4 separate regions of the Homo sapiens genome follow, and regions 1, 2 and 4 are each linked to region 3. Evidence: read pairs that join two places in POLR2A ChIA-PET (ENCODE). Cell type or tissue: CD4-positive, alpha-beta T cell. All regions are shown on one strand. Each heading gives the region's core, and the rest is flanking DNA. Links, peaks and the distances in the headings are about the cores only.

Evidence for each region. ChIA-PET counts read pairs that join two places held together with the same protein. Peaks named below come from ENCODE experiments on the same cell type or tissue, not always from the same donor. Only the 100,000 strongest peaks of a DNase experiment are listed, where the experiment ranks them.
Region 1: POLR2A ChIA-PET joins it to region 3 with 20 read pairs; 16 of 35 experiments call an interaction of 5 or more read pairs at or near these places.
Region 2: POLR2A ChIA-PET joins it to region 3 with 34 read pairs; 18 of 35 experiments call an interaction of 5 or more read pairs at or near these places.
Region 4: POLR2A ChIA-PET joins it to region 3 with 60 read pairs; 20 of 35 experiments call an interaction of 5 or more read pairs at or near these places.

What each region holds. Positions count from the first base shown.
Region 1 is chr19:16,363,537-16,371,009 of GRCh38, reverse strand. All of the region lies in intron 22 of EPS15L1 (epidermal growth factor receptor pathway substrate 15 like 1), which reads left to right. Among named protein-coding and RNA genes, the nearest start is that of KLF2, 42 kb to the right of the region's middle. RefSeq lists enhancers at 4,220-4,449, 4,600-4,669. In CD4-positive, alpha-beta T cell, for the core only: no CTCF peak of the experiment used is centred there; DNase peaks (open chromatin) are centred at 1,859, 3,579, 4,139 and 4,489; H3K4me3 peaks cover 3,858 bases; H3K27ac peaks cover 3,925 bases.
Region 2 is chr19:16,380,043-16,387,515 of GRCh38, reverse strand. It overlaps EPS15L1 (epidermal growth factor receptor pathway substrate 15 like 1), which reads left to right. Exons shown (of 24, transcript NM_001258374.3): 20 at 1,285-1,345; 21 at 2,305-2,387. Among named protein-coding and RNA genes, the nearest start is that of KLF2, 59 kb to the right of the region's middle. RefSeq lists enhancers at 3,747-4,248, 4,501-4,590. In CD4-positive, alpha-beta T cell, for the core only: CTCF peaks have their summits at 3,879 and 4,081 (motif pointing right); DNase peaks (open chromatin) are centred at 3,605, 4,065 and 4,645; H3K4me3 peaks cover 575 bases; H3K27ac peaks cover 2,134 bases.
Region 3 is chr19:16,244,176-16,251,648 of GRCh38, reverse strand. AP1M1 (adaptor related protein complex 1 subunit mu 1) reads right to left here. Exons shown (of 12, transcript NM_032493.4): 12 at 5,743-7,473. Among named protein-coding and RNA genes, the nearest start is that of AP1M1, 50 kb to the right of the region's middle. In CD4-positive, alpha-beta T cell, for the core only: CTCF peaks have their summits at 3,650 and 3,855 (motif pointing left); a DNase peak (open chromatin) is centred at 3,858.
Region 4 is chr19:16,328,395-16,334,722 of GRCh38, reverse strand. It overlaps KLF2 (KLF transcription factor 2), which reads right to left. Exons shown (of 3, transcript NM_016270.4): 3 at 6,038-6,328. Among named protein-coding and RNA genes, the nearest start is that of KLF2, 6.7 kb to the right of the region's middle. RefSeq lists enhancers at 3,673-3,782, 5,626-5,775 and a silencer at 4,133-4,182. In CD4-positive, alpha-beta T cell, for the core only: no CTCF peak of the experiment used is centred there; DNase peaks (open chromatin) are centred at 2,682, 3,382, 4,122 and 5,382; H3K4me3 peaks cover 1,891 bases; H3K27ac peaks cover 2,135 bases.

The DNA of each region.
Region 1 (7,473 bases), core at 1,701-5,700, 120 kb before region 3:
GTGAAATTCTACAATGGGACAAGTGGTTCCACCATCTCAAGGGGCCTGGAAAATTCTGGCACTTGCCTGCCAGCCAGGATGGGGAGGGGGTCCCAAGGAGCCTAAAACGGCCAACCAGGTGGAGTCCCTCTTTCCTGCCCACGCCCCCCATCCCCCAGCACTGCTGTGTTCAAGGAAGCTTCAGAGCTTCCGTCTGAGCCCTCTGGAAGGTCTGTCTTAGGGCTGGGTGGGACCTGCTGACGGTGCCAAGGAACGGTCCCACTCTGAGAGGGAGGAATGTCAGCCTTGTATGTTTAAACTGACTGCAGGCAGATTGCCGTTTGGAGCACTTTCTGTTCTGTAAAGACCACTGAGTTTGAAAATAGAAGCATTTGCCTTCCTGGGCACACTGTACCCAGAGGCGGATCCAGGGAGTGTCGTGTGACTCGATTATCATCTGGTGTTCAGTGGGGTGCAAATGCTGAGGCCTGGGGGGCTGCAGGGTGGGGTGCAGGCCTAGAGTGGCTGGGCTCCCACCCCAGCATCTGAGTATAGGTGTGAACAGACGGGAGCCATCGCCCTGGGGACATCGGGTGTACCTGCCTCCAGGACACCTCAACCCCTTGCTTGGCACCTGAGGGAGGTGAGGGCTGGGGCAGACGCCTCAGAAGGGGGCTCTGGGTGCAGCTCTGGGCACCGCCTCCCTGCTTTTCTGGCGGGGTGAACATGGCCCCTCATCTTTCATCTCTCCTATTCAAAGCCCTGAGTCAGCGCGCCCCTTGCCTGCCACTGCTAACTGCAAAATATCACATGCACTCGGGCAATGGGGAATCTGGCCATAAAGAGAGCAAAAGTGTCCCCCACCATGGGAGCTCCTGGTGGGCTCTGCGCCTCACTTGCTCCCCTCCCAGGGGCTCTTTTGGGTCCTTTCATGCACGACCCCTAACCAGCTTTCAGACTCGCTGCACGGCGTTCTCAGGGATCTTGTTACATGTGGGCAAGGCGCCTTCCTACCCTTTGCAGAGGTGGCGTCTGCGACATTGGCACACTCCGTAGGGAGGAACAAAGCTGGGCCCCCTTGCCCTGTCAGGGCTCCCCGTGCCTGGCTCATGCATAGATAGCATCTCTCCCTGGAAATCCCCCCAGAGGATGGGGCTGACACCCAGGGGTGTTCACGCAGGGTATGTCAAAGGTGCCCGCCAGAGAACAAATGCGAATTTTCAAAGAAGCCAGAATTGTGACACCTGCCAGTCTGTATTATTTTTGTCATGAAGACTGGCTTGTGATTTGTAAATTCATTTCCAAATCACATACCCCACCCTACACACACACACACACACACACACACACACACTTTTTTTTCTTCCAGGGCTGGTGCAGCCCTTGCCTGGCAGGTTTTATGTAAATGTCATGGGAGCCTTTTGTGGTGACCTCTAGAAAATTGTTATTTCTCACTTCAAATGATATTTGCCTTTTGAGGACCCCAAGGCACAGCACCTTTTCCCCACTTTCTTCTTTTAATGGCAAGATGAGGCCACAGCCATTGGGTTCAACAGCCCCCTGCCCACCTCACACACCTCACAGGGCAGGAAAACACAGCGGCCAGCAGTGGCTCGTAGTAAATATTTGTTCAGCTTTTCTCAACAGTTCAGAACCAAACCTCATCCTGTTCCCTTCAATGCATGAAGCAGATTTTCTCAAAATTCGGTAAATATTTTTAGTGGAAAATCTCAACGCTGCGATCGCAGGGACCTCAGATTCTTATCTCCCGGGGCTGTGCTGCTTGACACAGCTTTGATCTAAGGCAGAGTGCGCGCGGGGCTGGTGCCTGCAGGACTCCCAGCCTGCAGGTCCCTTACGTGGTCCCGTGTGTCACATTGTAAAAAACAAACTCCCCTCATGTGTCTTAGATGGGAGCCAGAGGAAGACGTTGACGTGTGTTGGGGAAAAGCACTCTTTCAAGACAAGTCCCCGAGCAGTGATGAATTTTAGAACCTATACTGTTTTCTTTCTCCCCTCTCCCCGCAGCTAAGCTTTTTTTCTGGCAGGATGGGGAGGGTGGAATAAGACATGTCAGTGGCCTTGGATGAGCTCTGCTGGAGTGGTGCCCCGCCCGGGCCACTGCTCTCCTAGGCAGCGTGACTCTCAGAAACCTGGCAGTTGTATGGGCATCTGTGTTGTGTAGGATGAATGACAGTTGTGGTTGTGTGGGATCACCTGTTGTGTAGGGTGAATGACAGTTGCATAGGTGTCTGTGTTGTGTAGGGTGAATGATGGTTTTGTGGGATCACCTGTTGTGTAGGGTGAATGACAGTTAGGTGGGTGTCTGTGTTATGTAGGGTGAATGATGGTTTTGTGAGATCGCCTGTTGTGTAGGGTGAATGACAGGTGGGTGCCTGTGTTGTGTAGGGTGAATGATGGTTGTGTGGGCACCACCTGTTGTGTGGAATGAATAACAGTTGTGTGGGTGTGCATGTTGTGCAGGATGAACGAGAGATGTGTGGGATCACCTGTTGTGTAGGGTGAATGACAGTTGTGTGGGTGTCTGTGTTCTGCAGGATGAATGACAATTGTGTGGGCATCCTCTGTTGTGTAGGATGAATGGGAGTTGTGTGAGTGTCCATATTGTGCAGGATGAATGACAGTTGTGTAGCCATCTCCTGTTGTGTAGGATCAATGATGCTTGTGCATGTGTGTCCCCTGTTGTGTAGGATCAATGATGGTTGTATGTGTGCGTCCACTGTTGTGTAGGATCAGTGATGCTTGTGTGTGTGTGTCCCATTGTGTAGGATCAATGATGGTTGTGTATGTGTGTCCACAGTTGTGTAGGATGAGTGAGAGTTGTGTGATCGTTCTGTGTTGTATAGGATAATAGCGAAGGTGGGCAGCTTCCCTGACCACAAACCCTTGTTTTGTATTTTTTTGTTTTCTTTTTGTTTTTGTATGTATCTCTCATCTGCAGAACTGCATTTTCCAAGTACAGCACTGAACTGAACTGTATAAACAGAACCTAGCCAGGATCAAACACACACACACACACACACACTCTCTCTCTCTCTCACTCTCATGTTTATTACTAATATTTTTATTAATCGGATTGATTGAGACCATACCTCACCTGAACCTTTTATGCTCCTCCTAAGCAAAAAATTTAAACCAAGAGAGTTTCCTTTCCAAGGTTTTTATAGCATTCACCGTTTTTATGGTTTGCAATTGTATATTTCTATTCAATTTTTTGTTTGTTTGTTGTTTTTTGGGTTTTTTTTTTTTTTTTTTTGCTTTGCACCCAGCTCTTGAGGATGCTTTTAAGCGGAGGGCTTCCTGCAAAGCAAGATAGAAAAGTCAGAACCTTGAAAAACTTTGCTGACCAAGAACGCTAGTGCAGCAGAGCCAGCCCCATCACAGCCCCGATCCCGGGTGCTAGGGGCGTGCGCAGCCTCGAGAAGAAGCTTGAGAAATAGGAGAATTAAAGAAATTTCTATCAGGGTGGAGCCGGCCACCAAGTTTTTTTTTTTTTTTTTTTTTTTTTTTTTAACAGCACATACTGTGGTAAACCATTTGGTTCATATTGTTTTTGCTAAAGTCAGTCCTGTGTGTGGTTTCGGTACACCGCTTGGGTAACTGTTGAAACTGCTGTGGTTTGAAAATAAGTTCTATTTTGTGTTTTCTTCAGTCTTGTATCCCTTGCCCCCTGTTAATGAAGTCTCCCTGCGGTAGGCAGTCAGCACACCCAAGAGGGTCTTTAATTTCATTTGTCTTTATTCACTGCCGTCTGCTGTGGTCCCCGGTAGTTCCCGCTGCAAATATCTAGGATTGATGGCATCGAACCAGGTGCCAGGATGATGCCTGGCACCTGGTTTGATGCCATCATTCCCAGATGTTTCTATACCCACTTTTTTGGGTTTTGTTTTCATGATTTCCATCCCCTTTTCTGAAATGCGCGTCAGTAAAGCTCTCTCCTTACTCATGTTTTCTGGAGCCATAAAAAAGTATAAAACCCTGGCGTGGGTGCGCGTGGCAGCTTTTGCTTCAGGGCCTGGAGGCAGATTAAAGTTACTTTGTCACGTTTGAGATAAGCTATACCTCACAAAATCGGAAAAAACGATTAAGGAGTTAGCAGAAGTGGTTACATAAAAGCAGGAACTAGACCTAGAAGGTTTGAAAAATACAGCCGCTAAAAATAAATCGCTGAGCAAAAGTGGGAAGTTTGGGCTGAGGGCCGTGGCCCTACAGTGATGCCGGGGGCTTTCTTTGCTCAAAGCGTCTGGTCATTAGCAAGGTCGAGAGCTGGACCGGGCACTCGGCTGACCTCACACGTGTCAGGTCCAAAATCTCCTCTCTTACCAAAGCACAAACACTAACAACTGAGAAAAAAACCGTTGTTGTTGTTGATGTTCCTTCTGAAAACAAGAGGCCAGCAGTTGATGTGCCCTGGTTTCATATTACCATAGTCATGATTTCTAAATAACAACGGTTTCGGCAACAGAGCAAAACCAGGCACAGGCAGTTCTTGGTGTGAACGAAGCTTTTCATCTCTCTGAACATCTCTTTGCGCATCAGAAACCTCAGCTTGAAATGGTAGCAGGCAGAATTCTTAACCGCTCCTCCCAAAAACCAATTTCTTTTTTTTAAACCCCCCAAACCAAGGGAGGAAGATCTTCATTGAAAAGAAGAAGAAAAGCAGCTCAAAAATGACTGATTTATTTGAACCTTCTGTACCGTGGCAGTCGCTCTTGGGGGCCTGGCTGGGGCGTCCTCCCTTTACACCTCCCTCCACATTCTTGCAAATCTGCCTCAGGTGATCACTCCCTGCAGGAACGGCTTCGAGAAATCAAGCAGTGTCCACCCTGGACTTGCTGCCCGTCCCAGGGGGCTACACCGTGTCCTGGGACTTTGAGCTTCTCCCCTGGAAACACTTAACTGTTTCCTCTGCTAGAATCTTGCTATTTGATCCATATCACATAGGTATTCGAGGAAAAATCAAATACCCAAGCATGCACAGTAACATTGCTGTTTCCTGCAAACCAGGAAGGGCAGATGCCTTTATTCCCTTCTCGCTCCCCAGGGTGTTGCTCCAAAGGGCCCCAGGTCCCTGGAGACCCGTGGAATCTGTAACAGGTGGCACCTGGTTCACCAGGACCTCCTGAAGCCCACTGTGTGCCGAGCCCTGGGCTGGAGGGCACCAGGGACATGGGGCAGTATTGGCTGGCATTTGTGGTATGCTGGGCCCGCTTTTCACAGAGCTGACCCTCAGCCGTGCCAGAGGCCAGTGCCACGGGAAGCAGAGTGGTGAGGGACCCTGGGGGAGGGGGGGCTTTCCCGTGGAGGGAGAAGCTGGGCAGAAGCAGGCAGGGGCTCGAGGGACTGGCTGAGGTCACTGTCCCTATCCCCTGCAAACCCACAGGCTGGGGTGCAGGACACTGTCACACTGTCCCCCAGGGTGCCCCTGCCGGTGGCTTTGGTGGCTCCCTGCTCACACTTGCTCTATCTCAGCCTAAACAGCAGACATGGATTGTCCCGCAGTTCTAGAGGCTCAAAGTCCAAGATCAAGGCGCCAGTGGGGTTGGTTTCTTCTGAGACCTCTCCTTGGCCTGGTGCATCTTCACATTGCTGTTCTGTGTGTAGATCTGTGTCCTAAGTTCTTTCAGTGAAGACAGTCATTGATCCTTTGACTTCGTTTTAACTCAGTTACCCCTTTAAATATGCTATCTTCAAGTATGGTTATATTCTAAGGCACAGGGGTTAGGACTTGAACGTATGAACAATTGTTGGGGGGACACAGCCCTTTGTTTGGATTAAGAAACAGGCTGAGGGGGGTGGCCGCCATGCCCCACACCGTCTTCCAGGGCCACTCCCAGCCCCAGGGCTTGGCTGCAGAGCTGAACACAGGCATGATGGGGAAGGGGCTGCCATTTCTTCCCTGAGAAGGCCACTGCCTGTGATGGCATTCCAGTTGGGAGTGCCTTCCAGGCAGAGGGACAAGGCATAGCCAGGAAAGAAGCCCTGGGTTTGGGGGTTCCTGGGGAAGGAGGTGCCACCTGGACAAGACTGGGGTGTCATCCCCAAGCGGGAGAAGCCCTCAAGCAGTCTGGGCAGGGTGCTGGGGCCCACCTGTGTTGAGGCCACTTTGCTGGGTGGGTTTGGCTCACAGGGAAGGGAGCCGAGCTGGTGGGCGGCCGATAGGGAGATGAGGCTTCTAGGGACGGGAGGGTGGAGGTGAGGGGCCCTCGCCCACCCTCCATCCTGCTCAGGAGCCCTAGGGAGCCCCTTCTGCTCCAGTGGACAGCCTGGGGCTCACAGGAGGCTGGGCAGGCCTCACTTGACCCCCGCCCGCCAGAGCTGCCTGCCCGTCCCTTAGGAGAGGGAACGGGGCAACTCCGGGAGACCTGGCAGCGAGGCCTTGGCTTACCATTGGCTCATGCCTGGGACCAGGAGTGGCCCTGCATGGGAGGCCGTCTCAAGGTGGGGGTGTGAGGCAGTTCCTCAAGGCCAGCGGAACCAGCCCGGGGTCTGCGGGCTGGGCCAGATCACCCTGCTCTCTGCAGCCCCGGGGAGGTCGGGGTAGGAGGAGGCCGCAGTAGAGCTGAAGGTGGGAGGGACATCTGGGGATAGAAAAAGGGAGACACCTAGAAAGCTCGGGTGTGGGGACTGCCCTGAGAGGGCAGGCGCTGTCGGAAGGAGAGGGGCCACATTCCTGTCCTGCCCGCGTGGGCTGGGCACTGCCCCTCTAGGGAAGGGTCTCCAGCATGGCTTGCCCACAAGTTTTGGCAAAGATAGGCCCCTTCCAGATTGCAGGGCCCCCTCTGCTAACTGGGCCTTGGGTCTGACAGTGAATTGATTTGAGGCCACAGGAGGAGACTGATACCAGGCCTCGACCTCCCCTCTTTCTCATCCATGTGAGTCCTAATAGAGCCCAGGACAGCTCGCCCTCCAACCCTGAGGAGGAGCCTCTTAGATGGACTCACACAGACAAGGAGTCTGGAAGGATCTCCCGCAGCTGGTGGCCAGAGGTCAGCTAAGGATGCAACGGCGACCCCGGTGGAACCCTGTGGGACGGGCAGAGGCGGACAGGCAGGCCGCAAGGGTGGGCTGCAGGGGAGTTTGTCTCCGAGTCCTTCTGTGCAAACCGTGGGAAGGAAGACTGTTTTTCCTTGAATATGCAAAAAGAAAGCAGCAGTCCTTATGCTGGCCCAGAACTGCCGGTTGAGAGAAAAGTGAATTTCCATTTCCAGAAGTAGGGCTACAGGCAAGGGGGGGCTACGGGCCAGGTTCTCACTGGCCTATGCTGGGCACGGCGGTGCAGGACACTGAGTGGGAGGAGACTCCTGGACCCCAGGAATGTCACCTTGTTTGGCGCCCTCCTTCTCATTTCCACTTCACAGATAAGGAAACGGAGGCCAGCTGGGAGGAGGCACTTTCCCTTGCCGAGGCCCAGAGCTAAAGGTGGCAGATGGGGGCTGTAGCCCCGGAGCCCACAAGGACACCTGGGGCCTC
Region 2 (7,473 bases), core at 1,714-5,713, 140 kb before region 3:
TCTGCCTCGGCCTCCCAAGTAGCTGGGATTACAGGCATCCACCACCACGCCCATCTAATTTTTTGTATTTTTAGTAGAAATGGGTTTTACCATATTGACCAGGCTGGTCTCAAACTCCTGACCTCAGGTGATCCACTTGCCTTGGCCCCCACAGTGCTGGGATTACAGGCATGAGCTACTGTGCCTTGCCCGCCTGGCCAATTTTTGTATTTTTAGTAGAGACAGGGTTTTGCCATGTTGTCCAGGCTGGTCTTGAACTCCTGATCTTGGGTGATCCACTGACCCCGGTGATGAAGTTTTTATTGTAGATACACTTTTTCAGTTCCGGAACTTTCATTTGTTTCTTTCGTATATTTTCTATTTCTCTTCTAAGGTCACCTGTGTTTTCACTCATTTTAAGTGTATTTTCCTTTTCCTCATTCAGCACAGTTATAATCACCGTTTTACGTTGTCCCTGTCTCAGAGTTCCACCATCTGGGTTATTTTGAGATTGGCTACACTGATTGTCTTTTCCGGTGAGAGGTGGTCACATTTTTCCAGTTCTTTATATGTTTAGAAATGTATCTGATACATGGTGAGCGTTCTGTGTAGAGACTGTAGTCTGTTTTCTCCAAAGAGCAGGAATGGATTTGTTTCAGCAGGCAGTTAACTTGGTGCCACTCACACTGCAGACACTCACCAGCAGATGGCAGAAGCTCCAATCCCAGCTCAGTTCTTGTGGCCTCAGCTACAGGCTGCCTCGAGTCCCCCCAGGCTTGCGTGTGCAGAGGCCAGCCTGAGACTTGGGGGAGAGTGGATCATGAAGTTCAGGGCTTGCATCTTTGCATCTCTGCCCCTCCATCCCGATTCCCCTTCCTTTCCCCTGGGAGTGGTTGTCTCTGGGCTCCATCCTCTGGTGGTCAGATTCTACCAGAATCTTAGGCACCCTCACTGTGCCTTCCTGCTGTAGCTGGCGGAATGGAAACTCAACCTCCTGCTATGTTCTTCTGCCACATTCAAATTCTCCTCCAAAGTCTTCTTCCTGTCTTGTTCACTTCCCAGCCTTCAGGCCACTGCTTTTTGTATTTGTAATTTTGGGGATATTCCGTCCAGGTTGATAGGTGCTATCTGCAGGAGGGTTGATCTGTTGGGATTTTACTCTGCCTGGGTTGAGTTTTAATCATTCCACTTTCCCTCTGGCTCAGCACTGGATGTTGTACATCGACGTCAGGAAGGTCTGGTTGAATGAATGGGTGATGGAACCAACGAACTGCTTTTTACTCTTTCCTCTCTCCTTTCATTTAGCTCGACCCCTTTGAATCCAGTGATCCCTTTTCATCCTCCAGTGTCTCCTCAAAAGGATCAGGTGAGACCCATGACTTATTTTTCTTCCTGACTATTCCTTGGGCAGTAGCAGAGCTCCCCCGCAGTTAACACTTTCACTCCCAAAGCCAGCGTGGCCTCTGTGTTTGTGTCATCAGTCAGTGGCACCCAGATCCTGGCCTGAGCCCATTAGGCCAAAACAAGCACCCGCTGCTGCTCCCCTTCCTGGGCACGCGCTGGCATCTTTCCAGAAAGGAATTTTGGCAGTAGGAATTCAGTAATAGCACCAGTGATATTAACTACTGTTTACTCACTCCTCCTTATAAATCTTTGGTTTGTATCTTTGGGTTTTTTCCCTAAAAGAAATCCAGAATTTGACCCCAGGTACTGGCCTATGTTGTGGGTTCTGTGTTTGAAGGAACCTCATCTCACAGTGTAGAACTCGCAGATGCACGCTCGAGCCTTTATGCAATGGGAGCATCTGTGGACACCCCCTTTCTTTTGGGAACAGGCCCCGCTTGGTCCTGCAGCTTGCGTGGGGCGGGTAGCAGTGTTTGGTATCATAGGCGAGTGTATCCAGTACTCTAGGCAAATCCCTTCCAGGTTAGAGGAGAAAACACAGCAAAAACCTCTATCCAAAGACACCACCCTGTATAAATCATGTGGGTGGCAGGTCGCCCTGGAGTTGCTCCTCGCCTCCTGACCCATTGAGACCCAGTGGGACCCAGGGGCCACGCCTCTGTGGCAACTTGTCACTCTTCTGATGACCGTGAATGATGCTGGCCCTCCCAGAGTGGTCGTCACAGTGAGAAACCGTCTTGCCATGCCAGAGTGGGCAGGGGGGCCTTGCTGAGAGGCCTTCATGCAGACACACGTGTCTAATGAATAAATGCAGCCTTCCTGAGTCTCCTGGTTCAGGGGCCATCTAGCATTTCCCCTCCACCCCAGAAGGCATGTTCTCTTAAAGACCTGTAACTCTGACTTTGTTGGTGCCGATTGCAGATCCCTTTGGAACCTTAGATCCCTTCGGAAGTGGGTCCTTCAATAGTGCTGAAGGCTTTGCCGACTTCAGCCAGATGTCCAAGGTAAAGCCCCTCCACGGAGCCCCCGCGCCTCTGCTAGTGTCTTTGTGCCTCTTGTCATGGTGTGGGCTGCCAGGCGTAATTGTTCATGTCACGTATGTATCTCCCCGGCACCTTTCCAACACAAGGTCAGGTCTGGAAAGCATCCATGGCTGTGATCCAATGCACTGCAGTCCCGTGGGGTGAGCCCTGACCCTTCCCAGTGGCATAGGTGCCCTGGGCTCCCCTGGCTCCCACTGGTGTCTGACGACCATCAGGTCTCAGACGGTGAAGTCATTGCCATGGCCGAGTAGAAACTTGAGAAGGCGTTGGGCACAGGCGTCTCGAGAGGGCCATGGGCAGCAGGCCTGCAGGTGCGAGGCGTCCAGGGAAAGTGGGCCAGCGAGTGTTCAGAGTCGCCCATGTGACAGAACTCTCAAGGGGTGTTGAAAAGTGAGGGCCGGCCTCCTTGAATAAATGCAGACAGATCCACAGGTGAGGAGTGAACTGTTGAAGGAGGACAGCAGCGAGGCTGGTTACCAGACTGGACCCGTTGGTGTCCGGCCCTCACCACACGGTGACCTGAACTCACTGTGGCTCTGGTCCCAGACAGCTGTAGGGCTTCTCCAGACGCTGGCAGTGTGGTTGGAGCTCATCTTTAAGGTAGCATAGAGAATTCAACAGGGAACATCCAGAATGGACAAGTCAAAAAACAACAATAGAAGCCCCTTACGACTGAGGTGCCTTCCGGAAGAAACTGCTGGAAAGTTGGAAATGGGGGCTGTGGTGAGTGGGAAGGACAGGGCTGCGGCACCATTGTGCTTCCTTGTGAGTTGTATGTTTCCCTGTTTGAGTGAGGAGCATTTTTCTTTGGCAGGAATGAAGGAAAGCAGATGAGGTGTGTCCCGTCCCTGACACCTGCGTCCACTCTGTCCCTTCTCGGCAGCCCCCAGGCAGGGGCAGATGGGCTCTGTCTTCGGGGGGCTGCAGGGGCCTGCTTTCCTCACGAGTTCCACCTGCAGAGGCCCAGGCATTATCCACGCTGCGGGAAGAGGCAGTAGCCACAAGCAGAACACAGCCCCCCTCCTGGAGCCCATGGCCCAGGTGGTAAGGGGTGGCCGGTGTGGGGGGTCCCCTGGAGCAGCTGGGCCCAGTCCCTGTGAGCGCTGCTGTCAGCCTGAAGGTGGTGAGGGGAGGGAGCCCCGGGAGTACCTGGAAGACGCGTGCCCCAGGCATGAGGCCCCCTCGGGGCCCCACCGGCCCCATGCCCAGGTGCCCCAGGTGCCAGTGTGACTGGGCAGTCTCCCTTGGCTGCCCCGTGTTCACTCAGCTGGTGGAGCAGATGAGTCTCTGAGCATCTTGGGGTTGGCAGCGGTCGCAACTTGTGATCACAGAACACAGATTCCGAGAAGCACTTGAGATTCTGTTCAGGTTTTCAAAGACGCGTGTGTGCGTGCCCTGGCGGCGCAGCAGATCCCACTTCTGACCGAGGCAGGGTGTGTGTTTACACAGATGAGCCTGGGCAGAGGGAGCCCAGAGGCCCTGGCATGGCGCCCCCCTCCTTCCAGCACACGGAGAAGGCCTCCATCCCTCATATGCCACGCTGTGACACGGTTTGGGACTGGCAGAAGATTTAGGGCCCAGTGCACAGGCTCCTGGGCAGGCGGGAAACCATCTCCCGAAAGCAGAAAACGTTGGCCACACGGTGGCAGCAGTCCCTCAGGCGTCCTGGTCGTTTCTGGTTGTCGCAAGTGGACTCCTCTTCCTTTGGGAGGCTGGATCTGTCTTCCTCCTCTCACTGTGAGCAGAGGGAGGGAGAGCTAGCAGAGCCTGAGCTAGGGCCGGGATCTAATGACCGCCCTCTGCCTGTCCTTGGGCCCTGAAACCAGGGGCTCTTCACACACATGCAGCTGTGATTTCAGAGCCGGTCTCACTTCCTATTGGCGGTGCCGGGCCAGGACAGAGTTGGACAGAGCTGTGGAAAATGGGTCTCCAATACTATCTTGTTTTGATTCCAGCGTTCCATCAGCTGCCTTCATGACACTTGTACAGCCGCATTCTGAGCTCAACCCTGACCTTGCAGCTCTGTTTTTCCTTTTTGGTTACCTATCTGTTTTTCAAGAACAACATTGTGGATATAAATAAAATGCTAAGGGAAATGAAAGTGGCAAGAAGGTGTTTTTTTAAAAAACAAAAAAAAACCATCATCAACTTTTCCCCATCTGAGCAGAGCAGGGAGGCCCTTTTGTAAGTCCCTGAATTGAAGCACCTTACCTCTGCGTGGCTTTGCTGAGGAGAGTCACAGCCCACAGCCTGATTCTAGAAGTTTCCTTTGGGAGGCTCTTCGGGCCTGCACTCTTAGTTGAGGCCCCACCCTCACCTGAAGAGATTTTTCTAGACAGTATCAAGCCTATGTGACATAAGCTCACTTTAAAAACAGATTCCCCAAAGTATGTTTCCAGGGAGCATTTGAGAATAAAAACAAGAGTCCAACTTATTTCACCCTCTTCTGCCCTGAAAAAAAAAAAAAGCCATCTGTGAAATACTGGGTTAGTCGTCAGCCCATTTTTAGCAACTTCTCAATTGTTTAAAGCTGTGCATTGATATTTAGGGCTGCTGTTTACAAATTCAGTCTTCTGTTTTGAACCAGTTCTTCAACTGGTGAACTCAAACGTGTTTCTCTTAGAGCTGGTTTTCATAGTAGCTTTTTCTGTCTTCCTTTTATTTTAAGCACACTTCACTCTTGCCGAGCCCAGAGAGCCCCTGACAGCTTTACTGAAACCTTTCTAAAAATAGAGATTTTCCTTGAAGCCGCTGCCCGAGTAGGAAAGAGTTGAGTCCCCAAGGAGGCTTCTTGGGAAACTTGAAGTCATGAAAATTGGGATTCGGAAATGACGCGGGCATTCTGGAGCTAGGAGTGATCTGATTCACTGCGGAGGCAGTGCCAGGCGTTTATTGAAAGCCTGTCGCCTCGCGAGTTGCCAATTGGCCTCGTGGGTTTAAACACACATGGGAGGCGCCAAGCCGGCTTGGCCCGAGGTGTCCCCGGTCAGCCTGGAGGGTTAGGCGGCTCTGATTTGAGTGTGTCACCAGGTCTTACAACTTTGGACGTCCAGGCTGAGTGTGGTTTTATTGCCCGGGTCCTATTGCGCGACACAGAGGGTAGAAAGGCTCACTGCAGCCACTGGAACCGAGGCCCCACTCCGAGTCTGGAGATGTGGCCCAGAAGCCAGCACATGCCCAGGGAGGACAAGGCCCAGCCGGTCACACCACTTCCCATCTAGACCTGCTTGGCTCCCCATCCCAGGCCGCGGGGGACTCGCACGGGCCCTAGGCCCAGGGACATGTTCCATGAATCGCAGAAGCACCCACAGACGGGCCAGTGTTTTTCCCCCATTCTTTCCCAAACAGCCGACCCTAAACGGCCCATTTTAAAGCTAAGCTGCAGGCCGACACTGCCCCTCATGTCTCGGACAGGCCTGGGGACAACTGGGGCAGCAGATGGGGGCACTCCCAGATTCCAATCGCAGCTTCGTACTTGGTGTGATCATTGTCGTGTGGTCCATGTGCCAACTTTATCTAGTGCCAGTGAGTGGACTGATGCCTGTCACATGGCACCTCATTTCCTTCTTGCCGGAGCCTTCCGAGCTCTGTCACTCTTGCCATTTTACAGATGAAGAAACCAAGGCACAGGGTGTTGAGTAGGTGGCAGGGTTGGGGTTCCAGCCTGGGCAGGACAGTCTGCCCAGGACGAGGCCCTGGACCCACCACTGGGGTGGCCCTCGGCAGCTGAGGGCAGCGTCTGGTGGCCCCAGCCTGGGAGGCAGACGATGTGGCAGCCCTGGATCCGCCGTGGACCTGCTGTGTGATGTGGGCAGGCTGCGCCTCCTTTGTGTGCCTCAGTTTCCTTGTGTGTAAGGCAGAGGTGCTGACAGTGGGACCCCCTGCCAGGTCACTGGGCCTATTATTAGGTGAGAAGATCAGCACAGAGCGAGTGTCTCCTGCCTGGGCAGCTTCAGAGGGCGGCGTGAAGCCCAGGGAAGGGATCTGGTGGGGTCATCTGTGCAGGAGCCTTTGGGGCCCCTTCCCCTCCCTGGGGGCACCTGCCACTGCCCTTATCGGGGGGACCTGGAATGGGTAGGCTGCCTCTTAGAGGGGCCACCTCCCTGTTCTGTCTCTGATGTGGCTCTGACTGGGCCGAGCAACCTCGACTCTAGGACTACACAAGGTCCGAGGCAGCCATATCTCTGTGACGGGACGCAAATAGCCCAGATCGATGCATCTCTGTAACTAGATGCTAGAGGCCTAGATGACTGCATCTCTATAACTAGCTGCCAGAGACACAGGTGGCCACGTCTCTGACTAGACTCCAGAGGCCTAAACGGCCATGTCTGTGCAACTAAATTGTAGAGACCTAGAGAGTCGCATCTGTGTGACTAGATGCCAGAGCCTCAGACGACCGCATCGGTGTGACTGGAAGCTAGAGCCTCAAATAGCTGTGTCAGTGTGACTGGATGTGTCAGTGTGACTGTGTCAGTGTGACTAGAGCCTTAGATGGCTGCGTCTGTGTGACTAGACCCTGGAGCCTTAGATGGCCACGTCGGTGTGACTGGACGCTAGAGCCTTAGATGGCTGCGTGTGTGTGAGTAGACCCTGGAACCTTAGAGGGCCATGTCTGTGTGACTAGACACTAGAGCCTTAGACGGCTGCATTGGTATGAGTAAACGCTAGAAGCCTAGACGGCTGCATCTGCATGACTGGACACTAAAATCTTAGACGGCTGTGTCTGTGTGACTAGACGCTAGAGCCTTAAATGACCACGTCTGTGTGATTAGACGCCAGAGCCTTAGGTGGCCGTGTCTGTGTGGCTAGATGCTGGAGCCTTAGATGGCTGCATTGCTGTAACTAGACACTGGAGCCTTAGATGGCCGCTTTGGTGTGACTAGATGCTGGAGCCTTACACGGCCACGTCTGTGTGACTAGATGCTGGAGCCTTAGATGGCTGCGTCTGTGCGACTAGATGCCGGAGCCTTAGACGGCCGCATCTGTGTAACCAGATGCCAGAGCCTTTGGCAGCCGCATCTGTGTGACTAGACACTGGAGCTTTAGC
Region 3 (7,473 bases), core at 1,812-5,811:
TGAGGGGTCCTCTAATCAGAAGGACACACCCACTAACTTTCTCCAGCCTGAGCCCACAGGAGCTCCAAGAAGAGAGATGGGTCATGGGTCATCTCTCTTTTTCTTTTTTTTTTTTTTAGACGGAGTCTTGCTCTGTCGCCCAGGCTGGAGTGCAGTGGCGCAATCTTGGCTCACTGCAAGCTCCGCCTCCTGGGTTCACGCCATTCTCCTGCCTCAGCCTCCCGAGTAGCTGGGACTACAGGCGCCCACCACCATGCCCAGCTAATTTTTTGTATTTTTAGTAGAGACGAGGTTTCGCACTGTTAGCCAGGATGGTCTTGATCACCTGACCTCGTGATCCGCCCGCCTCGGCCTCCCAAAGTTCTGGGATTACAGGCATGAGCCACTGTGCCCACCCCCTTTTTCTGTTTTTATAATCTCTAAAACAAAACAATTTGGGCAGCACTTTATTATTTATATATTTATTTATTATTTTATTTATTATTTTTATTTTTTTGAGATGGAGTCTCGCTCTGTCACCCAGGCTGGAGTGCAGTGGTCTGATCTCGGCTCACTGCAACCTCTGCCTCCCAGGTTCAAGTGATTCTCTTGCCTCAGCCTCCTGAGTAGCTGGGATTACAGGCACGCACCCCCACACCTGGCTAATTTTTTTTTTTTAAGACTGAGTCTCCCTCTATCGCCCAAGCTGGAGTGCAGTGGCGTGATCTTGGCTCACTGCAACCTCTGCCTCCCAGGTTTGAGCAATTCTCCTGCCTCAGCCTCCTGAGTAGCTGGGATTACAGGCACTCACCACCACGTCTGACTAATTTTTGTATTTTTAGTAGAGACGGGGTTTCACCATGTTGGCCAAGCTGATCTCGAGCTCCTGATCTCAGGTGATCCATGCGCCTTGGCCACCCAAAGTTCTGGGATTACAGGTTTGAGCCACTATGTCCGACCAATTTTTTGTATTTTTAATAGAGATAGGGTTTCACTATGTTGGCCCAGCTGGTCTTGAACTCCTGACCTCAGGTGATCGGCCTGCCTCGGCTCCTAAAGAGCTGGGATTACAGGTGTGAGCCACCGCGCCCAGCCTGGGTAGCACTTTAAGTATACAAAATATCAGTAGCATTCAAAGCATGGATGATGGGGACATAACACAGGTGCAGATACTGCCCTGAGGCTGGGCGGGCTGGGGTCGCTTTGGAAGGGGACTATGGTCAGCCAGGGTCGAGCAGGCTCTGGTGGGAGGGACGGGTTGATGCAGAGGAAAGCGCTCAGAGAAAAGAACTTGCCAGAAATTTCTAGGCACTATATTCCCAGTTTGGCCAGGGGCCTTATAAAACACACACACACACACACACACACACACACACATACACACACACACACACACATACTCACACACACACGGTGAAATTGTGAAATTCCTCAGAAAGTTAAGCCTAACATTACCATATGATCCAGGGAGTCTATTCCTGGGTATATACCGGGAATAATTGAAAGCAGGTGTTTAAACAGACACTTGTGTGTGAAAGTTCATAACATGGCTCATGATGTCTGAAAGGTGGTAACAGCCTTCATTTTTGTTGGCAGATGAACTGATACACAGAATGTGAGTTATCCATGCAGTGGGATATTATGCACCCGTAAAAAGGAATGCAGCGCTGATCCATGCCGTGACAAGGGTGAACCTCAAAAACCTGATGTTGGCCGGGCATGGTGGCTCACACCTGTAATCCCAGCAGTTTGGGAGGCTGAGGCGGGCGGATCAGTTGAGGTCAGGAGTTCAAGACCAGCCTGGCCAATGTGGTGAAACCCCTTCTCTACTAAATATACGAAAAATTAGTCGGGTGTGGTGGCGGGAGCCTGTAATCCCAGCTACCTGGGAGGCTGAGGCAGGAGAATCGCTTGAACCCGGGAGGCAGAGGTTGCAGTGAGCTGAGATCGTGCCACTGCTCTCCAGCCTGGGCGACAGAGCGAGACTCCGTCTCAAAAAACAAACAAACAAACAAATAAATCCCCACAATGCTGAGTGAGAGAAGCCAGACACAAAAGGCCACGTAGTGTGAGATTCCATTGATATGAAATGCCTAGAACAGGCAAATCCATAGAGACATAAGGTAGATTGGTGTTACCTGGGGCTGGGGAAGAGGAATGAGGAGTGATTGCTGATGGGGACGGGGTTTCCTTTTGGGGTGATGGAAATGTTCTGGAATCAGACAGAGGTTGCACGACATTGCAAATGTCCTAAATGCCACTGAATTGTTCACTTTCAAATGGTTAACTGTAGCCGGGCACGGTGGCTCACACCTGTAAGCCCAGCACTTTGGGAGGCCGAGGCGGGAGGATCGCTTGAACCCAAGAGTTCAAGACCAGCCCTGGCAACCTAGTGACACCCTGTCTCTACCCAAAACTACAAAAATTAGCCAGGCATGGTGGCATGCGCCTGTTGTCCCAGCTACTCAGAGGTGGGAGGATCGCTTGAGCCCAGGAGGCCGAGGCTGCAGTGAGCTGTGATCGCACCACTGCACTCCAGCCTGGGTGACACAGTGAGACCCTGTCTCAAATAAAAAATAAAATAAAATAAAATGGTTAACCATGTGTTATGTGAATTTCACCTCAATTTCAATAAACAACAGCGCACTGGCCATATCAGGGTCTTTGTGTCATGTAAAAGAACCTCAGTGCTTAGAAAGAGCATCTGAGCAGTTCTTAATTGGTTGACAAGTGATCTTTTTCTTCTTTTAGAGACTCTTCTAACAAAATGGCATGAAGAGGCCCCCAGTGGACAGAGAAACAGGCCCAGAGAGGGCAAGGAGCCTGTTCAAGGTCACACAGCACGGGGAGCCAGGTTTGTGGGGCACAGCTTTGAACACGGGGCTTCCCTACCCACTCCAGGGGCAGGCCACTGGGCGTTTCCTCTTGTGGGGGGTAGTCTGAGTTTGTAGCCCCTGGATGAAGCTGGGTGGGCTCAGACTCAGTTCTCCATCTATTGAATAGGGAACTGGTGGGAAGTGGGTGAGGGGCACCCGCCTGCTGTCGTCCACACTGAGTCCCCAAGCCCCAGCACAGATGGCAGCTGGGGAGGATTCGTTGGGCAGCAATGGTGTGGCAGGACCTGCCGGGTTCTGGTGTACAGAGTCCAGCTCCAGCCTGTCTCTGAGCCTCAGTTTCCCCATGTGTGCAATGGGAGCTGCTGAACCCAGGCAGGGATTGGGCTGCCTGTGTGAGCTGAGGCTCCTCATGGACAGCAGGGTCAGTCTGAGCCTGGCTGCCCTGACTTGGTCCTCCCAGCCAGGCCAGGGACCCCAGCGTCCCCACCCACCCTCCATCTGTAGCTTCCCTGTCAATGTCCTGTGAGGAGGGGGAAGGAGTGTTTGACATTTCTGTGGCTTTTTTTTTTTGAGATAGAGTCTCACTCTGTTGCCCAGGCTGGAGTGCAGTGGCATGGTCTCGGCTCACTGTAACCTCTGCCTCCTGGGTTCAAGCGATTCTCCTGTCTCAGCTTCCTGAGTAGCTGGGATTACAGGCACCCACCACCATGCCCAGCTTTTTTTTTTTTTTTTTTTTTGACATTTTTAGTAAAGACAGGGTTTCACCATGTTGGCCAGGCTGGTCTTGAACTCCTGACCTCAAGTGATAAAGTGCTGGGATTACAGGCATGAGCCACCGCGCCCGTCCCCTGTGGCCTTTCTGAGCCTCAGTTTCCTCATCTTCACCATCAGGCTGCAGGGAGGACCCTCAGGAAGGATAGCAGTGGTGTTGGGGTCGCTGTGTTCAGAGAGGGCTGGAGTCTCCCTCTTCCCAGGCCTGTCCCGCACACCTCTCTCTGTGGCCTGGCCGGGTGGGTCTCCAAGCCGTGGTTTCTGACCCGTGGATGCCCCCTGGTGGTCACGGCTGGCAGAGCCTTGCATCCCCAGATCCCAGTCCCAGAGCAGTACTGCTCTGGACCCTAGAGACACAGCAGTGACAAATCAGATGGGGCGGGGGTGTCCTTGTGGAACTTCTAGGCAGACCAGGGGTGTGCCAGCAAAAGTGGAACAAATCACAGCTGCATGTTTCGACAAGCTGGAGTGGCTGGAGGGGAGGGGACACTTGAGTTGAGCAATGAATTTCAAGGAGGCAGCGGAGGCAAGGGTGCACCAGACAGAAGGCACTGGCAACTGCAAAGGTTCTGAGGTGAGAACAAGCTTGGGGCAAAGAGGCGCGAGTGGCAGGTGAAGAGGGAGGAAAGGCGAGAGTGGAAGCCAGAGGAGGACCAGCTGGACCCGGAGGACAAGGGAGCGGGGACTTTACTCTGAGGGCACTGGAGAGCCATGGGAGGATTTTGAGCAGGGGAGGGGAATGACCTGAATTACAATCTTTATTAAAAGATGGTCTTAGGCCATCACAGACATGCTGATGATGGCTCTATCTTTTATTATTTGGCCATAAATAATACATCATTTTGTTTCATGTAATTTTAAACTTTGCACACATAATGGGGACAACGTCCTTCAGCAAGTCACTCTTTTCCTTAGCATCATTTATTATTATTATTATTTTATCGTGTCTTGGCCTTTTGGCTAAGATCAAGTGTAGTTTTTTTTTTTTGAGACAGAGTCACTCTGTTGCCCAGGCTGGAGTGCAGTGGCGTGATCTCGGCTCACTGCAACCTCCGCCTCCCAGGTTCAAGCGATTCTCCTGCCTTAGCCTCCCGAGTAGCTGGGATTACACGTGCCTGCCACCATGCCCAACTAATTTTTTGTATTTTTAGTAGAGACGGGGTTTCATCATGTTGGCCACGCTGGTCTCAAACTCCTGACCTCAGGTGATCCAGCTGCCTCAGCCTCCCAAAGTGTTGGGATTACCGGCGTGAGCCACCTACACCCAGCCCCTAGCATTGTTCATACTGTTCTAGCTATTGTTTTTTTTTTTTGATAGGGTTTTATTCTAAATATTCTTTTATTTGGGGGTCCACTAGCCTGTATCGTGTTTTGTGAATTAGAAAAAGAAACCCCTTTCTCGCTATGTGGCTGGAACTCTAGGCCAGGGATCACAGCTTGGTGAGCAGAAGCTCTCTACCCTTGGGAAGTGAATACCTCACACAACCCTAGACATGTGTCCTGTTCTAATCGTTTTAATGTCTTTAAATCTATAGTAATGTCTCCCCCAACCCAATTCCAGTAACAGCTATGTGTGCTTTCTTTTCATGTTGATCAATTTCCCTAGCGGTTTTTCAATTTCATTCATTTTTTTTTAAATAAACTCACTTTGTTGATTTTCTTTATTGAGTGTTTCTTTTCCATTTTCTTTGTATCTACTCCCTATTATTTCCTTCTTTCTGTGCTCTTACATTTATTTTGTTGTTCTTTTTCTAACTTCTTGAGATGGAGGCTTAGATCATTATTTTAGCCTTTATATATGTATATATGTGTACACATTTAATATCTACTCATATATATTTCTTTCTTTTTGAGATGGAGTTTTGCTCTTGTTGCCCAGGCTAGAGTGAAATGGTGAGATCTTGGTTCACTGAAACCTCCGCCTCCCAGGTTCGAGTGATTCTCCTGCCTCAGCCTCCCGAGTAGCTGGGATTACAGGCACATGCCGCTGTGCCCGGCTAATTTTTGTATTTTTAGTAGAGATGGGGTTTCACGATGCTGACTTCAGGTGATCCACCTGGGCTGGCCTCCCAAAGCGCTGGGATTACAGGCTTGAGCCACCTCGCCCAGCCTAGAATTGTAACTCTCAAACATTCAAAGGAAAACAATGACTTTATTTTTATTTTTTAAATTATTTATTTATTTTAGCCCCCTGCCTTTTTAAATATAAGCTCTCATCATTCAAGCAATGACTTTTTTTAAAAGCCACAAACAATCTGTAATAAATCCAGAGAGGACATAAAAGAGAACATAGAAAGGACAAAAATAGAAAACAAAGTAAGACGGTAGATTTAAATTTATACTTAAATGTAATATCAGTTATTACATTAAATGTAAAGGGACTTAATGCTCCAGCTAAAAGTCATTTTGTCAAACTGAATTTTAAAAATTCCAACTCTACGCTATTTTCCCCCCCAAATGCTGTCACACTCCTAGGAACAGAGAGGTCATTCTGGGTGGAATTCTGGTCTCCCCGCACTTTGGGAGGCCGAGGCAGGTGGATCACTTGAGGCCAGGAGTTCTAGACCAGCTTGGCCAATATGGTGAAACCACAACTCTATAAAATTACATAAATTAGCTGGGTGTGGTGGCGTGCACCTGTAATCCTGGCTACTCAGGAGGCTGAGGCAGGAGAATTGCTTGAACCCAGGAGGTGGAGGTTGCAGTGAGCTGAGATCACGCCACTGCACTCCAGCCTGGGCGACAGAGTGAGACTCTGTCTCAAAAAAACAAAACAAAGAAGAAAAGCAAAGTTACAGTGCTAAAATAATAAAAATGTTTTAGCTCCCTTAGATAGTAAAATGCATACTTATCAAAATGCAGATTTGGCTGGGCGCAGTGGCTCATGCCTGTAATCCCAGCACTTTGGGAGGCCGAGGCGGGCGGATCACCTGAGGTCGGGAGTTTGAGACCAGCCTGACCAACATGGAGAAACCCCGCCTCTACCAAAAATACAAAGTTAGGCAGGCCTGGTGGCGCATCGTGTAATCCCAGCTACTCAGGAGGCTGAGGCAGGAGAATAGCTTGAACCCGGGATGCAGAGGTTGCAGTGAGCAAAGACCGCGCCATTGCACTCCAGCCTGGGCAACAAGAGCGAAACTCCGTCTCAACAACAACAACAACAACAACAACAACAACAAACAACAAATTTTATCCATGTTATTTATTTATTTATTTATTTATTTTGAGACGGAGTCTCGCTCTGTCGCCCAGGCCGGACTGCGGACTGCAGTGGCGCAATCTCGGCTCACTGCAAGCTCCGCTTCCCGGGTTCACGCCATTCTCCTGCCTCAGCCTCCGGAGTAGCTGGGACTACAGGCGCCCGCCACCGCGCCCGGCTAATTTTTTGTATTTTTAGTAGAGACGGGGTTTCACCGTGTTAGCCAGGATGGTCTCGATCTCCTGACCTCGTGATCCGCCCGCCTCGGCCTCCCAAAGTGTATCCATGTTATTTATTCTCCTCCCAGACAGTCATTAACTTGGAACATTTTAACTCAGTTTACTCCCTGCAGACTTTTTTTCCTGTTGTATAATTCTATCACTTAAAAAAACTCCAGAAACTGTTTATGCAATCTTTGTCTAGATTTTCTCATGTATTTTCTACTTCTTTGCTTTTATTTCTTCTTGCATCATGCCCTTCCGTCTGAGATCACTTTCCTTGTGCCTGATGTGAGTACACTGTTTACAATTTTCTTTAGTGTTAGCCTGCTGCTGGCAAACTCTTTCGTTATTTGTCTGCAAAATGTTTTTACTGTAACCTCATTCTTGAAATACTTTTGCTGGGTCTCTGATTTGGGTTAGTGGTTTTCTTTTAGCATGTTGAAAATGTCACCCAACTGTTTTCTGG
Region 4 (6,328 bases), core at 1,657-5,656, 83 kb before region 3:
TGCACACTCATGTTCATAGCAGCCAAGGGGTGGAAATGACCAAGTGTTCATCAAGGAATGAATGGACATACAAAATGTGGTCCTTCCACACAATGGAATATTACTGAGTCATAAAAAGGAAGGAAATTCTGACACACACTACCACGTGGATGAATCTTGAAGACATTATGCTGAGTGAAATAAACTACAGGAAAGGACAGATACTGTATGATTCCACTCCTAGGAGGTCCTCAGAGTGCTCAAATTTGTAGAGACAGAAGGAAGAAGGGTGGGGGCCAGTGGCTGGGGAGGGAGAATGGGAAGTGAGTGTTTAATGGGATCAAAGTTTCAGTTTGGGAAGAAGGGAAAAGCTCTGGAGATGGGTGGTGGTGAAGGTGGCACAATGCTGTGAATGCTGCTGAACTGAACACTTAAAAATAACCAATTTTGTGCTGGGTGTGGTGGCTCACGCCTGTATTCCTAGCACTTTGGGAGGCCAAGGGGGGCGGATCACCTGAGGTCAGGAGTTTGAGACCATTGGCCAACATGGTGAAACCCCGTCTCTACTGAAAATATAAAAATTAGCCGGCTGTGCTGGCGTGCGCCTGTAATCCCAGCTACTCGGGAGGCTGAGGCAGGAGAATCACTTGAGGTGGGAGGTTGCAGTGAACCGAGATCGTGCCACTGCACTCCAGCCTGGGTGACAGAGCAAGACTCTGTCACAAAAAAAAAAAAAGTGAATTTTAGCCAGGCACAATGTCTCACTCTTGTAATCCCAGCATTTTGGGAGGCCAAGGTGGATGGTTCATTTGAGCCCAGGAGTTTGCGACCAGCCTGGGTAACACAGTGAGACTCAGGCTCTACAAAAAATAGAAAAATTAGCCAGGCGTAGTAGCACACTCCTATAGTCCCAGCTGCTCTGGAGGCTGAGGCGGGAGGATCACGTGAGCCTGAGGAGGTCGAGGCTGCAGTGAGCTGTGATCGCACCACTGCACTCCAGCCTGGGCAACAGAGTGAGACCCTGTCTCAAACAAAACAAAACAAAAACAGTCAATTTTATGTTATGTATATTTAATCACAATAAAGAGAAAGAATGAAAGAAAGAAAATATGGGATGAGAGAGAAAAGAACACGGTGATGGGGCAGATCAAATCACGCTGGAGAAAGAGCTCAGGCTACGAGCAGAGGGTTGGTGAGGCCCCTGTCTCCAGCCTCCTGGGCTCAGTATCCCTTCTAGAACTATAGAGATGACTTCCCTAACTGGCATCAGCTTGGGCCTGTTCTCTGCACTCAGGGGAGCCCCCAGTAAGAACCAGCCCGAGAGGCTGATGCAGGAGGATTGCTTGAACCCAGGGGTTCGAGGCTGCAGTTAGCTGTGATCGCACCACTGCACTCCAGCCTGGGCAACAGAGCGAGACCTTATCCCAAAAAACAAACACAAAAACCACTGGGTCATATGGATATACCACACTTTTATTGATTCATGAGTTGATGGGTATTTGGGCTGTTTCCACCGTCTGGCGCATGTAAATGGTGCTGCCTCGAACACGTGTGTGCAAGTATCTGTTTGTGTCCCGGTTTTTATTTCTCTTGGGACTATACCTAGGAATGGAATCACTGGGACCTATGGCAATTCCATGTTTAGCATTTTTTTTTTTTTTTTGAAACAGAGTCTTGCTCTGTTGCCCAGGCCGGAGTGCAGTGGTGCAATCTCGGCTCACTGTAACCTCTGCCTCCTGGGTTCAGGTGATTCTCCTGCCTTAGCCTCCCGAGTACCTGGGATTACAGGTGTGCACCACCACGCCCGGCTAATTTCTGTATTTTTTTTTTTTTTTTAGTAGAGATGGGGTTTCACCATGTTGGCCAGGCTGATCTTGAACTTCTGACCTCCAGTAATCCACCTGCCTTGGCCTCCCAAAGTGCTGGGATTACATGCGTGAGCCATGGTGTCTGGCCCCCAGGCTCGTCTTAACTTATTATTATTTTTTTTTTGAGATGGAGTCTTCCTCTGTCGCCCAGGCTAGTGTGCAATGGTGTGATCTCGGCTCACTGCAACCTCCGCCTCCCGGGTTCATGCAATTCTCCTGCCTCAGCCTCCCAAGTAGCTGGGATCACAGGTGCCCACCACTACTCCAAGCTAATTTTTGTATTTTTAGTAGAGACGAGGTTTCACCATGTTGGCCAGGCTGGTCTCGAACTCCTGACCTCAAATGATCCACCTGCCTTGACCTCCCAAAGTGCTGGGATTACAGGCGTGAGCCACTGTGCCCGGCCTCCTCCTAACTTCTTATAGGGCACCTCAGGGAACCCTATTCACCCAGCCTCTTCCCGACCCCTTGTCCCTCCCTGTCTGGGATATTCCTGGCAAATGGGCTTCTCAGTTCCTTTTAGACAAAAGCCTAGAAGGAACTCAGCAGGGCTTCCAGGAACCCCTAGAACCTGTGTGTGGAGGGAAACAGGGCAAACCTGATGCATTGGTGCATTCAGATGTTTCTAGGCACAGGAGGAGTTGCGGTGGCCAGGCCAGGCAGACCTGGGTTGAAGCCTCAGCTCTGCCACCTGCACCAGGTCCCCCAGCTAACCTTCCCCTCTCTGAACCCCACTTTCCACCTCTAGAAAATGGGGGTGCTTAGGCAACCCTCAGGCTTGTGGGGAGGTTGAAAGAGATAATTTGTTGAAGGTGCCCAGAATGAAAGCACCCAAGCTCGAGTCACAGGGTCCACCGTTAGCACAAAGTTAGGTCATGCGACAAACATTTTGGCACTGACTCTGGGCAAGGCCCAGAGGCTACGTCACTTTTTTTTTTTTTTTTTTTGAGACAGAGTCTCGCTCTGTCTCTCAGGCTGGAGTGCAGTGGTGTGATCTCAGCTCACTGAAACCTCTGCCTCCCGGGTTCAAGCAATTCTCGTCCCTCAGCTTCCCGAGTAGCTGGGATTATAGGCGCCTGCCACCATACCCAGCTAATTTTTGTGTTTTTAGTAGAGACGGGGTCTCACCATGTTGGCCAGGCTGGTCTCGAACTCCTGACCTCAGGTGATCCACCTGCCTCGGCCTCCCAAAGTGCTGGGATTACAGGTGTGAACCATTGCGCCCGGCCAGAGTCACTCCTGAGATTCTGAGTCATATCTGCTTGCCATACAGAGCATCTGCTGAATGAACAGGTGAATGAATGAATGAATGAGCGAAGAGGGTTGTGGGGAGAGGGAGAGAGAGGGAGGAAGGGGCCTTAAAATTCAGGCACACCAGCTTTATCAGAGGACACTCACTGTGCTGGCCACACCCCAGGGGTGGGCTCTGAGCTTTAGTGTCTCATTTCATTTTCACAGCAGCAAACTCATTTTCCACCCAAGGAAACTGAGGCACAGGCAGGCAAAGTCGCACGGCTGATCTGAGGGTTTCTTTCTTTTTTTTTTTGAGATGGACTCTCCCTATGTCACCCAGGCGCCATCTCAGCTCAGTGCAACCTCCGCCTCCCAGGTTCCAGTGATTCTCCTGACTCAGCCTCCCAAGTAGCTGAGATGACAGAGATTATAGGCGCCTGCCACCACACCCAGCTAATTTTTTTTTTTTTTAAGTAGAGACAGGGTTTCACCATATTGGCCAGGCTGGCCTCGAACTCCTGAGCTCAAGTGATCCACCCGCCTTGCCCTCCCAAAGTGCTGGAATTACAGGTGTGAGCCCCCGGGTCTGGCCAGGGGACGGGTGTTAATTGGCATTGAGTCGGTGAAGGCCAGAGATGCTGTTGAACACTGCAGTGCACAGGGTGGCCCCGCACTGGAGAATGATTCAGCTCCAAATGTCTTTTGTTTTTTCTCTCTTCTCTCTCTCTTCCCCCGCCCCCCACCCACCCAGAAACAGGGTCTCTCTATGTTGCCCAGGCTGGTCTCAAACTCCTTGGCTCAAGAGATCCCCACACCTCGGCCTCCCAAAGTGCTGGGATTACAGGCATGAGCCACCGCTGTGCCCAGCTCCAAGGCTGATGCTCGCTGGTCTGGCACAGCTGACACAGCTCAGGCCGGGGCAATCGGAGCCACCCAGCCCTGGCACCTGACAAATCAGCTTGAGCCTATGGTCCTGGGACTCCACCTGGGGCTGCCGGGCGTGGGTGCTGACTCAACCGTGTTGACAGGGCTGGGTGCTGAGTCAGGGGTGAGCCTATAGACATCTTGCCCTCTGACAACGCCCCCTTCCTCCTCCCACTTCACACCACATCATTCTGCAGCCTGCCTGGGTGCTGGGGCCCCCAGAACTACAGGAAGTGCCTAGCAGAAAAATAGCTCCTACATCTCTCCCCAGCACCATGCCAATAAGCCCCTCAAAACTGTCACCTCTCCCCCACCCCCTGCCATAGCTGGGCTTGGTGGTCTGCATCTTTAATCCCAGCATTTTGAGAGGCTGAGGCGGGAGGATTGCTTGAGCCCAGGAGGGGCAATATAGTGAGATCCCCTCTGTACAAAAAAATGTAAAAATTAGCTGGGCATGGTGATGCATGCCTGTAATCCCAGCTACTCGGGAGGCTGAGGCAGGAGGATTGCTTGAACCCAGGAGGTCAAGATTGTAGTGATTGTGCCACTGCACTCCAGCCTGGGTGACAGATGAGACCCTATCTCAAACCAAACAAAATAAAACCTTCACCCTTTTCAACCCTTTTACCCACAGTGCTTGTTTCCATAAATAACTCCTGCCATATCTAAAAGGAATATTATGCAGCCATGAAAATGACAATACAAATGTATAACTGGGGGAAAAAACAGCATCGACAAATGATTATAACTTTGCCTGGGGAAAAGAAAGAATATAGCGAAAATCACAGCCATGAAAAGTAATTCAGCCAGTGACCACAAATCTCCTGCTCTAAAAAGAGAGAGAGAGAGAGAGAGTTTGGGTGCGGTGGCTCACTCCTGTAATCCCAGCACTTTGGGAGGCTGAGGTGGGTGGATCACCTGAGGTCAGGAGTTCGAGACCAGCCTGGCCAACATGGCGAAACCCCATCTTTACTAAAAATCCAAAAATTAGTTGGGCTTGGTGGCGCGCGCCTGTAATACCAGCTACTAGGAGGTGCTGAGGTAGGAGAATTACTTGAACCCAGGAGGCAGAAGTTGCAGTGAGCTGAGATTGTGCCACTGTACTCTAGCCTGGGCAACAGAGCGAGACTGTCTCCAAAAAAAAAGAAAGAAAGAAAGAAAGAAAGAAAGAAAGAAAGAAAAACTTGCATTGGGATTGGGTTGTAGAATCCTAGGTGAAGATGGCCCCAGGGTGAGGTTTTCTTTGTACCTTTTTCTGGGTGGCATTTGCCACCAAAGCTTGCTTCGTGGCACAGAGTCACCTTCTTGCTGATAAGAGCAATGATCTTTTAGGAACCAGAGGCGATGTCTCAACCTCAGCACTGCTGACATTCAGAGCTGGGCTATTCTCTGTGGTGGGGGCTGTCTGTACACTGCAGAATGCTTAGCAACATCACCCACCTCTGTCCACCAGATGCCAGCAGCACCCCCGAGTTGACAACCAAAAATGTTCCCAGACTGGGTCACTCTCCACTGAGCATCACAGATGCAGAAGATCATGGAAATTGGCATTTGAGTGTCAGAAAGGGGCAGAAAAAAATGATGATGGGATATTTCTGGATTAGTCGGTATGACCTAGCGCTGCCTGAGTTGGTGTCTCTTACTGAAACGTACAACTATCACACTTTCTATTCTGTCTGTTCTCCAACAGAACATACACGCAAGAAACAGAAACAGCTTCAGCCCCGTGAACGATTTGCCTTTCACTGGACTCAGAAGCTTCCAGGAGAAACCTGGAAGACATTTTCAAATAAGCAAGAAAAATAGCTTGATCACTAAGTTTAAGCTGAACAGGGAAACCTGGAGACCCTTAATATTGTTTTAAACCACCCGCGAGTCCTTCTTCTGCCCCTGCACTGCAGAGGCCAGCTTTTAAAAAGGGGGATCATCTCCCCAGGTCGAGGGGCCAACATTCTGTCTTGGGACGGTTTTTGCAGAAGCTGCACGCAGAGGGTACAGGAGGCTCAAAAACATTCACACCCTTCATCAGCAGCGGAAGTGAGGCCAGGCTATTTACTCTCGGAAAATGAATCAGATTGTCAAATCGTATTTCTGCTTTTCGTGGATTACCAAACACCTCTCAGCTGTTTCCAGGGCTGCCGTAGTTGGGGAGGAGGAAGGATGCAGGGAGGGAGGAAATCCCAGCCTCTGTCGCAACGGGGTGAGAGTGTTTTAAAGCAGGCGCTGCTTACGAGCTATTTTCACTTTCTGGAAACTTGTGCAATGGTTGGTGGTCATGGTTACCCGGGGCCCCTGAGAATGGGGAAGGTGAGGGGTGGCAGGTG